2 separate regions of the Homo sapiens genome follow, and region 2 is linked to region 1. The links are chromatin loops, found by intact Hi-C in ENCODE. Cell type or tissue: MCF 10A. All regions are shown on one strand. Links, peaks and the distances in the headings refer to the core of each region. The heading gives the core; the rest is flanking DNA. Region 1 has its middle 110 kb from the start of MAP3K21. Region 2 has its middle 8.4 kb from the start of PCNX2.

Region 1 (5,385 bases), core at 298-5,297:
AAGCCACTGCCAGGGGAGGGTTAGCCCCAAAAGCTGATAATGTATTTCTGAAATTATGCTTATTGGAGGCAGAGAAGAGTCTTAATAACAGTGAGTTTTCTGGAGTAGGAAAGACTGGAGTCTGAATTCCAGCTCTATGTCATTTACTACTTTATCTTGGGCAATATTTAAAAGCTTCAAAGCTCAAATTTCCAAAATTTTTAAGTGAGTATGATAATAACAAAAATTTGTATGAAGTATTCATCACAGCGCTGGGCATTATTGAGGATAAATTGTTGAAAATTTTAGTTGCAAAATATTCCATATGCATAGAAATTTCTAGGAAAAGACCTATTCAGTCAAGTCAAGTTCCACTCAGCAGGAACTAAATTATACATGATCTCCTGGAAGGTAAGGAGCCCTAGAAACTGAGTTTCTGTGTGTAGATGGCTCAACCTGTTGCTGAACACACAGCAGGTGATTTAAGGACAATTACTGATGTCATGCGTTCCTCTTATCTTTTCCTCCACAAAACTCTAGTCTCTATCACAAGCAGAATGGACCTCAAGCTCCTTAATTTGACCTTCTAGACTGGCCTCTTCTGACCTTACCTTTGTTTCTTTAATGTCCTTGGAGAGCGTCATGTGTAAAAGCCTCATCTTCCAGGAGTCCTTCTCTACCAGATAAGGGATGAGAAGGTATCATTTCCTCTCAGAATCTCAGCACCTCTGGATCTGCACGTTCTCCAGTGCCCTCATGGGTGGGAAACATGGCTATATATATATATTTTGAGACAAGGTCTCACTCTGTTGCCCAGGCTGGAGTGCAGTGATGCAATCATGGCTCACTGCAGCCTTAACATCCTGAGATCAAGTGATCCTCTCACCTCAGCCTCTCGAGTAGCTGGTTCTACAGGAATGTGCCACCACACCTGGCTAATTAAAAAATTTTTTTTTGTAGAGATGGGGTCTCACTATATTGCCCAGGCTGGTCTCAAACTCCTAAGCTCAAGTGATGCTCCCACCTCAGCCTCCCAAAGTGTTAGGATTACAGGCGTGAGCCACCATGCCGGGCCAGGGCTGTATTTTAAGTACAGTCTCATTTTACTACAGTTAACTTTTCTTTTTAAAAATATGTATATTCCATCTATTACCTGCCATGCCTAAGTAGAAGCTACACATCTCAGGAAGCAGCTCACAGGCCCATGAACATTGAAGAGCTCTGTCCTTGCCTTCTGAGCACAGCTGCCAGAAAGGGGAGGGAAAAGAGAAGAAATTCAGTGTCCTATTTTTTGGGATTCTGAAGAAAAATTCCTGGGAAACCCACTTAATGCTGAATATTCTTGGAAAGGGCATCAATGAGTCATATTCACAACATCTGAAGAAAAACTGTTCCGTGAATCCAAAGAATGTACAAGTTGGTCAGAAGGCAAAAGAAAATAAGCATCTAATTTTCACAGATGCTTCATCGGGATGTGTTCCCAGGGGAAATTCCTGGGATTGGACCTGGGCACAATGGGCCATACGTGGTTTGTTTTATTTTTGTGTGTGCTTTTTGTTTGTTTCTTGGGACAGAATCTTGTTCTGTTGCCCATGCTGGAGTGCAGTGGTGCAGTCATAGCTCATTGTAAACTTAAATTCCCGGGCTTAAGCGATTCTCCAGCCTCAGCCTCCGGAGTAACTAGGACTACAGGCATGAGCCACCACACCTGACCAGTTTTTTAAAATTTTTTATAGAGATAGGGTCTCACTATGTTGCCCAGGCTGATCTCCAAGTCCTGGCCTCAAGCGATCCTCCTGCCTCGGCCTCCCAAAGCACTGGGATTACACGTGTGAGCCACTGCACCTGGCCTGTTTTATGTACGTTTTTACTTCCCGACTTTCCACTTCTGTCTCAGAGAACCTGAAAACCAACATTGGCTTAATATCTTTGTTCCCACAAGAAAGAAGCTAATAAATGAGTCTCGGTTGTTTAGGGATTTAAAGCTAAGTCAAGCTTTAAATGGTAGTGGTCTTGCTGGGCACGGTGGCTCATGCCTGTAATCCTAGCACTTTGGGAGGCTGAGGCAGGTGGATTATTTGAGATCAGGAGTTCAAGACCAGCCTGGCCAGCATGGTGAAACCCCATCTCTACTAAAAATACAAAAATTAGCCGGGCAGTAGTGGTGTGCACCTGTAATCCCAGCTACTAGGGAGGCTGAGGCAGGAGAATTGCTTGAGCCTGGGAGGCAGAGGTTGCAGTGAACTGAGATTGCGCCACTGCACTTCAGTCAGGGCGACAGAGTGAGACCCTGTCTCAAAAAAAAAAAAAAAAAGGGTAGTGGTCCTAACAGTAACCCCTACACCCTTTTCCATACGCACACAGGTTGCTTGATGTCTGATCTCAGGGATAAAGACTGTGGACAAAGGCAACTCTAACCCTCTAACTCTTCTCTCTCTCCTTCTCTTTCCTTGAAAAGCAGCTAAACCTTTCTCACTGCTCTGATAACTCACATAACTCCGATAACAGAGAAATTGGGTTTTTCCGAAACCAAGACTTTTAGATGTGGTCTATAGATGTCGCTGTTGGACTCATCTTAGCGGGTTTCTCTGCTTAAATGCAAGGTTTCCTGTGCTTCCTTGAAACAAGAGTTGTGGAAGGAATGGCGCCTTTGGCCTCAAGGCTAAGAGCTCTGCTGAATGCTTGCTTCGGAAAGGCTTTTCTCGGGAGGCTGACGTGAGCTTGTGATGAAGGCAAGAATTAGGTTTCTTTCAGTCCATGCTTCCTTAATTTAAAACAAGCTTGGCCCCTGCTGAACTTTCTGGTCTCTCACCCTCTGGGGCTAGAGGAATTACTGTGCAGTTCTCTTAATATGGAAGACCCTCTCTTGCCTCTAGGCCTTCGCCCCTGCTGTTCTCTCTGTGGGGCACCCCTCCTTCCTTTCCCCTGGATGACTCTTGATTGTCTTTTAGTACAAGTGCTCAAAGTATGGTGCACACACCAGCTGCTGGCCAGGACCCTTTGTTACTGGTTTACGACAAGATGAGCTTGTGTCAGAACCTAAGTGAACTAAATCTCTAAGCAGACCATTTATTTCAGTTCGTTCTCTTTTTTAGTGAGATTCTCTTGAAGAAGGAAGCAGTGTACTGATTTACGTTTTGACACAAGCTCTTGTCACAGCCTGGCACTTTCAGTGAGTCTGCCTTAGTACAGGGCTGAAACACTCTCCTCTGGGAAACCTTGCCCAGTCCTCCCTCGACCCTTCCACCTTGACTATGTTTGTACCCTCATCAAAACACCTGGCACACGGTTTTGGTAACTGTCTGTTTTCCCAAGGAGTTTAGAAGCATCTTTACATCATGGGTCAATTAGCTGCTGAATGGGCGGATGAATACATTTTCAATATCTTAAATTCAGATAATTTATTTAGTATAGGGTGAGAATTGTTCATGTTTTATGCAGTTTTGAATATTGTACTGTCTTCCTAATGTGGTAAAACTGGAGTCAGGTTTCTGAGATAGAATAGAGGTAGTTCTTTAAATTCATAACCCTTTCCACAAATACCATACAGAAGCTGGAAGGTTAAATCACGTTCACTTGAAAAGGAGACACCTACTTATTACCACCATTTTAAGTTGTAAATATGGTTGAACGTGGTGTCCAGGATGCTGGCTGTCTTATCCTAGTTCTTGGCTCTCTCCCATCTGTCTGCCTAGCTCAGCCAATTCTTCCCTCAGGGCTGTGAAAGGAGGTTAAGCGGGAGCAGAGGTTTTATCCTCCCTTAATGTTTCCAGAACATTCCTGGTTTCTTACTAAAGCCTGGATTTCCTTAAAAAAATCTGGAGTTTTGGGGGATGTACCAGGGACTTGCCAGAAGCTATCATTTCAAGAATGTGTTTGCTTTTCCCATTTTTTCCTTCCCTTGCTGGTGATAAGCCCCCCCGCTTCTCTAAGACAGTAGGTCACCCCGAGCCCCAGGTTTCAGAATGGTAACACACTCACTACCCGTTCTGTCAAAGCAGTATCTCCCCACCAAAACCAAAGTGGGTGAAAGAACATGAAAACTCCCCAAGAGAAAAACATCCATGGCTATAAAGAGGTCCTGATTCATCACATTCCTTAACCTCTGTCTCTTCACACAAATCTACGTGCTCATTTCTTCCTCCATGCTGTGTATATTCATCCAAATACTGTGTACGTGTCCATGTGCATGTGCCAGAATGCTTTAGATAAATACTACAGGTGCAGCCACAAAAATTGTTTTAATATTAACTCTCACTATCCCTGACCCTGGTTCACTACTAAGCATTTTTTTTTTTTTTTTTTCTTTTTTTTGAGGCAGGGTCTCACTCTGTCGCCCAGGCTGGAGCACAGTGGCGTGATCTTGGCTCACTGCAAGCTCCACCTCCCAGGTTCATGCCATTCTCCCGCCTCGGCCTCCCAAGTAGCTGGGACTACAGGTGCCCACCACCACGCCAGGCTAATTTTTTGTATTTTTAGTAGAGACAGGGTTTCACTGTGTTAGCCAGGATGGTCTCGATCTCCTGACCTTGTGATCCACCCGCCTTGGACTCCCAAAGTGCTGGGATTACAGGTGTGAGCCACCGCACCTGGCCACTACTAAGCATTTTAAGGCTAAAATAATCAGAAGAAAACTTGAGATGGTTGCTCTAGCATGTTAAGTGCTTCCTGGGTGGTGTTTCACTCTGCATTACATGACTAATTCAATAAATTTAATTTTCTATTCCAAGTTCCTCAGAGGAAACTCGCTTTCCTTCAGAATCAGCCTTCCAGCCAGGAGGATCCTGGATTAAAGTCAAAAATATGACTCAGTTGTTGGCAGCCTTTGAACTATTGCCAGAGGAGACTTTCATTAGCAACAATTATACAAATCTGACATTTACAAAGGGATTCAAAAATGCATAAAGTAGTTCCATTTCTATGACTTCACCTGATCCTTCAAAAGAGCATACATTTTCATCATTTTAAGAATGAAGAATTTGAGGCTCAGAGATTTCAGGTATTTAGCCCCAAATCTCACAGACAGTAAGTGGCTAGTCAGGACTTAATGGCACACATGCTGACTCTGGTTCTGGTGTCTTCCTCCCATGCCTTTGGCCTAGTGAAAGGCCATGAGAGGCAGCCTCCAGAAAGCCTCTGGGAGCCAATGAGGAGCAAATACCATGCTCATGACAGATGACCTCAACCTGTCCTTTCTTCCCCAGTCAGCCAGGGTGGATTGAAAGAAACTAGCTCCCCTAGGCTGCAAGGGCAGTGTCTGATAAATGTCACTACCATGGGCCTGGTGGGCCTTGACATGCACCTGCTTCTCCGGAGCCTAAGCAGCTCTCCGGGGATAGGCCAGAGCACCTGCACCAGCTAAGGCCAAGTCCAAAGCAGCTCTGTCTCTACAGCCTTCCTTTTCTT
Region 2 (5,385 bases), core at 136-5,135, 140 kb before region 1:
AAAGACATGACAGGAAACGAAAACTTGACCATGTATTATCCTGCCTTAACAAAAGCAAAAATCCTTAAAAACATATTAGCAATCTGAGTCCAGCAACATATAAAAAGGATTACATACTATGACCAAGTAGAATTCATCCCAGGAATTCAAGGTTGGCTTAACATCCAAAAATCAATTATATATTTGAGGGTAGCCCTAATCTGTGTGATGGAGGGCACCACAGATAGCTGCTACACTCTTGTACACCCTTTCTCAGAGATACTGGAAAATATGCTTCATTAAAAGGAAAGAATATACTAAGAAAGATAAAGTCACAGGACCAAGGGAACAAGCTTTTTTTTTTTTTTTTTCCAGAGTCTTGCTCTGCCGCCCAAGCCAGAATGCAGTGGTGCAATCTCAGCTCACTGCAATCTCTGTCTCCTGGGTTCAAGTGATTCTCATGCCTCAGCCTCCTGAGTAGCTGGGATTACAGGCATGCACCACCACCCCCGGCTAATTTTTATATATTTTTTTCTGGTAGAGATGAGGTTTCCATGTTGGCCAGGCTGGTCTCAAACTCCTGACCTCGGGTAATGCCCCCGCCTTGGCCTCCCAAAGTGTTGGGATTATAGTGAACCACTGCGCCCAGCCAAGAACAAGCAATTGAAAAGAGAGAAAGAAAATTAAAAAACAATCTCCAGGACAACAGTTCACAAAACAGCAGGCCTAGAGAATAACCAAATCAGATGAAGCATTGAGATAAATTTTGAATGTAATATCTTTAATAATTTTAGATCTAATTGATTTTTTTACTTCTTTTATCTTTTTGGTAAATATATTTTTTTCTAGGAATTTGTTCATTTGACTTTATTGGTATAAAGTTTGTCATACTATCCTCTTGTGATTTAATAAAAATGTCTATGCATTTTTATGCACAGTGGTCTGTGCCTTTTCATTCTTAAAATCAGTTATTTGTGCCATCTCATTCTTTCATGATTATTCATTAGGAATTTCTCATTTTATTTAGTCTTCTCAAAGAAAAAATTTCAGCTTTTTCATCTTCTTTATCAAATGATTTTTTTTAATTTTGTCAATTTATGTTCTTTATGTTTCTCTTGTACTGTGTCTCAGCCTTATTTGTTTTACTTTTTCTATCTTCTTGAGATGTATGCTTCACCTGCATTTTTTTGCTTCTCCTTCCATCATATATATATATATACAGTTAAATCTATACATTTTCCTCTAAGTATGACATTAGTTGCATTCTCAAAATTTCAATATATTTTACTACATTCAATTCAGAATATTTTCTAATTTCCATTAGGATTCCTTTGACCTATAGATTATTTCGAAGTATATTGCTTCTAAGTATGTATAGACATATATGAGCACTTCCTAATAATCTATATCCTCATTTAATTCCAGAGAACATACTCTTAATAACTGTCAGACTTGATTTATGGCAAAGAATATGATTAGTTTTGTAAATGTGTGTGTCAGCTTAAAAAGAATGATTTTTCTGCACTCTAAAAGTGCAGTATTCTGTAAATGTCCCCTAGTTAAATCTGCTAATCATTTGCTCAAATATTTTTCATCCTTACAGACTTTTTGTCTGCCTTTCTATCAGTTAATGACAGAGGTGTCATTCTTTTTAAGATTTGTCAAATACAAATGCACACACACACACACACAATGGACCATATTCTTTAACATAAATCAAGCCTCAATAAATTTCAAATAATTAAAATTATTTAGAGTTCAGAGGACTTTCTACAGAACTAAGTGAGAAATCAAAGATCATTATAAAATCATATATAGTCCCAGCACTTTGGGAGGCCGAGGCAGGCAGATTGTTTGAGCTCAGGAGTTTGAGACTAGCCTGGGCAACATGGAGAAATCCTGTCTTTACAAAAAAATACAAAAATTTGCTGGGTGTGGTGGTGTGTGCCTGTAGTCCCAGCTGCCTGGTGGGCTGAGGAAGGAAGATCCTTTGAGCAGGAGAGGTTAAGGCTTCAGTGAGCCATGTTCACACCACTGTACTCCAGCTTGGGCGAAAAAGTGGGACCCTGTCTCAAAAAATCATATATGTACATATATATCTATAAAGCCATTTATACATATTATATACACACTATGTTAAATTAAGTTTTTATATCTTTCTGAAGAAATGAACCTTTTATAATCATGCAGAATATCTCCAGGAATTTTTTTTTATTATACTTTAAGTTTTAGGGTACGTGTGCACAACGTGCAGGTTAGTTACATATGTATACGTGTGCCATGTTGGTGTGCTGCACTCCAGGAATTTTTAAAATTTAAATTCTATTCTATCTGATATTAATGCAGTCACCTCAGGGTTCTTCTGGTTAGTGTTTATATGGTTATATATTTTTGTATCATTTTACTTTTAACTTTTCTGTGTCTTTATGTTCTGTCTTCATGTTTGTTTCTTATAAGCAGCATATAGTTGGGATACAGTTTTTATTTGATCTGATAATCTTTGACTTTAATTAGAATATTTAGTCTGTTACATTTAATGCAGTTGTAATAGTACTGGATTTAATCATATCACGATTTTGAGTTTGTCTTTTTTCCACTTTGCTTTCTCTTGGCTTCTTTGGAATGATCTATTTTTTATTATTCAATTTTACTAGCTTAAAAGTCATAAACTCTTAAAACTTTTTTAAAGGGGTCAGAAATATAAAGTGATGCATTTCCAATAGAGGTGGAATTATACAGTGGACAGGATGGTGTCAGCACATGGGGGACACATATGAAGAAGTGGCACAGAGGAGCATGAGCATGGGGTAGTATTATTTTGTGTAGCAGTTAGAGGTAAAGCAAAGATTATTTATAATGATATGAGGATCTCACAGAACACAACTGAAAGAATGTGGAGGGGGCAGAGAAAAGGTAGGCTAATCCTCATTCAGTTAGCACAAAGAAGGGAAATACAGACGACAAAAAGACTATGTTAATGAGGAAATGCCTAATAGGTAGAATACTAAACCTTTACTCCAAGATAATTTGATATTTTCCCAAATGTGTTTACCCAAGAGTAAGCATAAAAAATAAATTACATCTTTTGGCTCTTTTAAGCACATATTATAATTCAGACAGTGAAATGTGAAATAGAAAATGCCAGTTATTATGAGATGAATAAAGGGAGGGAAAGGAAGGAAGGATGGGCAGAGGAGAAAGGGAGAAAAAGAAAAAGCAGAGTGGCTTTTACTCATTTGTAGCACTAGGTGGCACCAGAACACTGCTTAGAATGTAGTAAAATAAAATACGTTATTGGTATTGCAAAGCAAGGAAGGATTTTAACAGGGCAAATTCAATATTGCAGAAAGCTTGTTCCCCCAAATGACAGGTCTGCTTTTCACCTAATTACATTTTGTGAAGATCACCTTCATATCTTGTATGGTCAGTGTATATTGTATGTGTGTTTTGCATGTGACTATTATCATTTATTTTTAGGTTATTTTTCCTTAATCTTCTACACAAATTAGTGTTCCTGAATAACAGAATAGAAATAATGGAATATAAGGAATATTATGAGTTATAATTGAAGAACTTCTTCAGAAACAAAAGAGGACTTTAACTTACCTAAACATTCAATGGATATATCATTCCCCATCCCCAAAATGACAAAAACAATGATAATAATAACATGAAGAAAGGTTCTAGGGCAACTGACTTCTGTGTAGTAGAACAAGTTTCTTTATGGTATAAAAATATTTTGTATATAGCTCCTTTATTCTCATATTTGTTTTAAAAGACAAATCGTAAAGCAAGAATTACAAAACTATGTTGAAGGACTTATAATGTATAAAGATACAATTTGTATAAAAAAAAGCACAAAGGAAATGAGATAAAATGGAGTTATATTGTTAGTTTTTATATAATATTGAAATGAAGCTAATATTAATCTGAATTAGATTGTTTTAAGATGCTAATTGTAATCTCTAGGGCAATCACTAAAATATTAAATTTCATTTTATTTTTCTTTTATTTATTCTTTTGTGACAGGGTCTCACTCCATCACCCAGGCTGGAGTGAAGTGGTGCAATTATGGCTCGTGCAGCCTCAACCTCCCAGGCTATAGTGATCCTCCCCCACTCAACCTCCCAAATAGCTGAGACTACAGGCGTGTGCTCCCACGCCCAGCTAATTTTTATAATTTTTATATTTTTTGTAGAGACAAGATCTCACTAGGTTGCCCAGACTGGTTTCAATCCCCTGGGCTCAAACCATCCACCAATCTTGGCCTCACAAAGTACTGGGATTACAGGCATGAGCCATTATGCCCAGCCTAGAAACTAAATTTTAAAATACAGTAAAGGAAACACAAGAATGAACTAGAAAATATCCACTTAACAATAGAGGAGGCAGTAATGGAGGAAGAGAAAAACAAAAACACACATGACATATAAAAACAAGTATCCAAATGGCAGATGTAAGTTCACCTTATCAGCAATTACACTAAATGAAAATGGGTTAAACACTAAAATCAAAAGGCAAAGTTTGCCAGGATGAATTTAAAAACATGATCAAATGCTAGAAAAGACACACTTTAGATTCAAGGATATAAACAGGTGGAAAGTAAAAGGGTAGAAGAAGCAAACCAAGAGAGTTAGAGTGTTTTGTGGGCAGCTATTATTATTTATTTGTACTAATATCAGACAAAATAGACTTTGATACAACAGTTTTTACTAAGAAAAAGAAAAGCGTTTTATAATGATTAAAGGGTCAGTTCATTAAGAAGATAAAATAGTTATAAACCTATATGCACCCAACAACAGAACCTCAAAACGTAAATAACAAAAGCTGACAGAATTAAAGGGATAAGTTAATAATTCAACAACAATAGTTAGAGACTTTAATATCCTGACTTTCAATAATGGATCAAACAACTAGGCAGAAGATTAACAAGGAAAGAGAAGTCTTGGGCAACAACATGTAGATATCCAGTACTGGTAGCATGAAGCCCCATCTAAAATTTGGTTTGGATGTCAACACTAGTGACATCACACAAACAACACAAGGTTCTGAAAAAGCTTATTACTTAATCAATCTATCTGGGGAAAGCAGGGCACATCTTTAAGCAAGTCTGAAAAGGCTCGAAAGAGGACAAATATTTTTATTGGATTGGGAAATATACATGTTAAATGGCTGAATTGTATGGCATGTGAATTATACATCAATAAAGCTGTATTCAAAAAAACAAATAAACCAAAATATGTGCTTGAAGGTATCTGACCACCTTCACATGATTGTGAAGAATTATTCATTTTAGATTTTGAGATTTGATTTTCCCTTGGTGTGTTTATCAATTCTGAAGGGGCAATTTATTCTGAGAATGTTGTGATTAGGAAGGACACTCAGAGGGCTTCTGAATGAAAACAT

What was found. Hi-C counts contacts between places; a loop is a spot of excess contacts. Peaks named below come from ENCODE experiments on the same cell type or tissue, not always from the same donor. Only the 100,000 strongest peaks of a DNase experiment are listed, where the experiment ranks them.
Region 2: it touches region 1 in a loop (5-fold over the local background); 3 of 110 quality-filtered maps call a loop at or near these places.

The regions. Positions count from the first base shown.
Region 1 is chr1:233,438,500-233,443,884 of GRCh38, forward strand. No RefSeq gene overlaps it. Among named protein-coding and RNA genes, the nearest start is that of MAP3K21, 110 kb to the left of the region's middle. In MCF 10A, for the core only: a CTCF peak has its summit at 2,532; DNase peaks (open chromatin) are centred at 2,572 and 4,782.
Region 2 is chr1:233,301,463-233,306,847 of GRCh38, forward strand. It overlaps a transcript of PCNX2 not described here. Among named protein-coding and RNA genes, the nearest start is that of PCNX2, 8.4 kb to the left of the region's middle. In MCF 10A, for the core only: a CTCF peak has its summit at 3,219 (motif pointing right); a DNase peak (open chromatin) is centred at 3,239.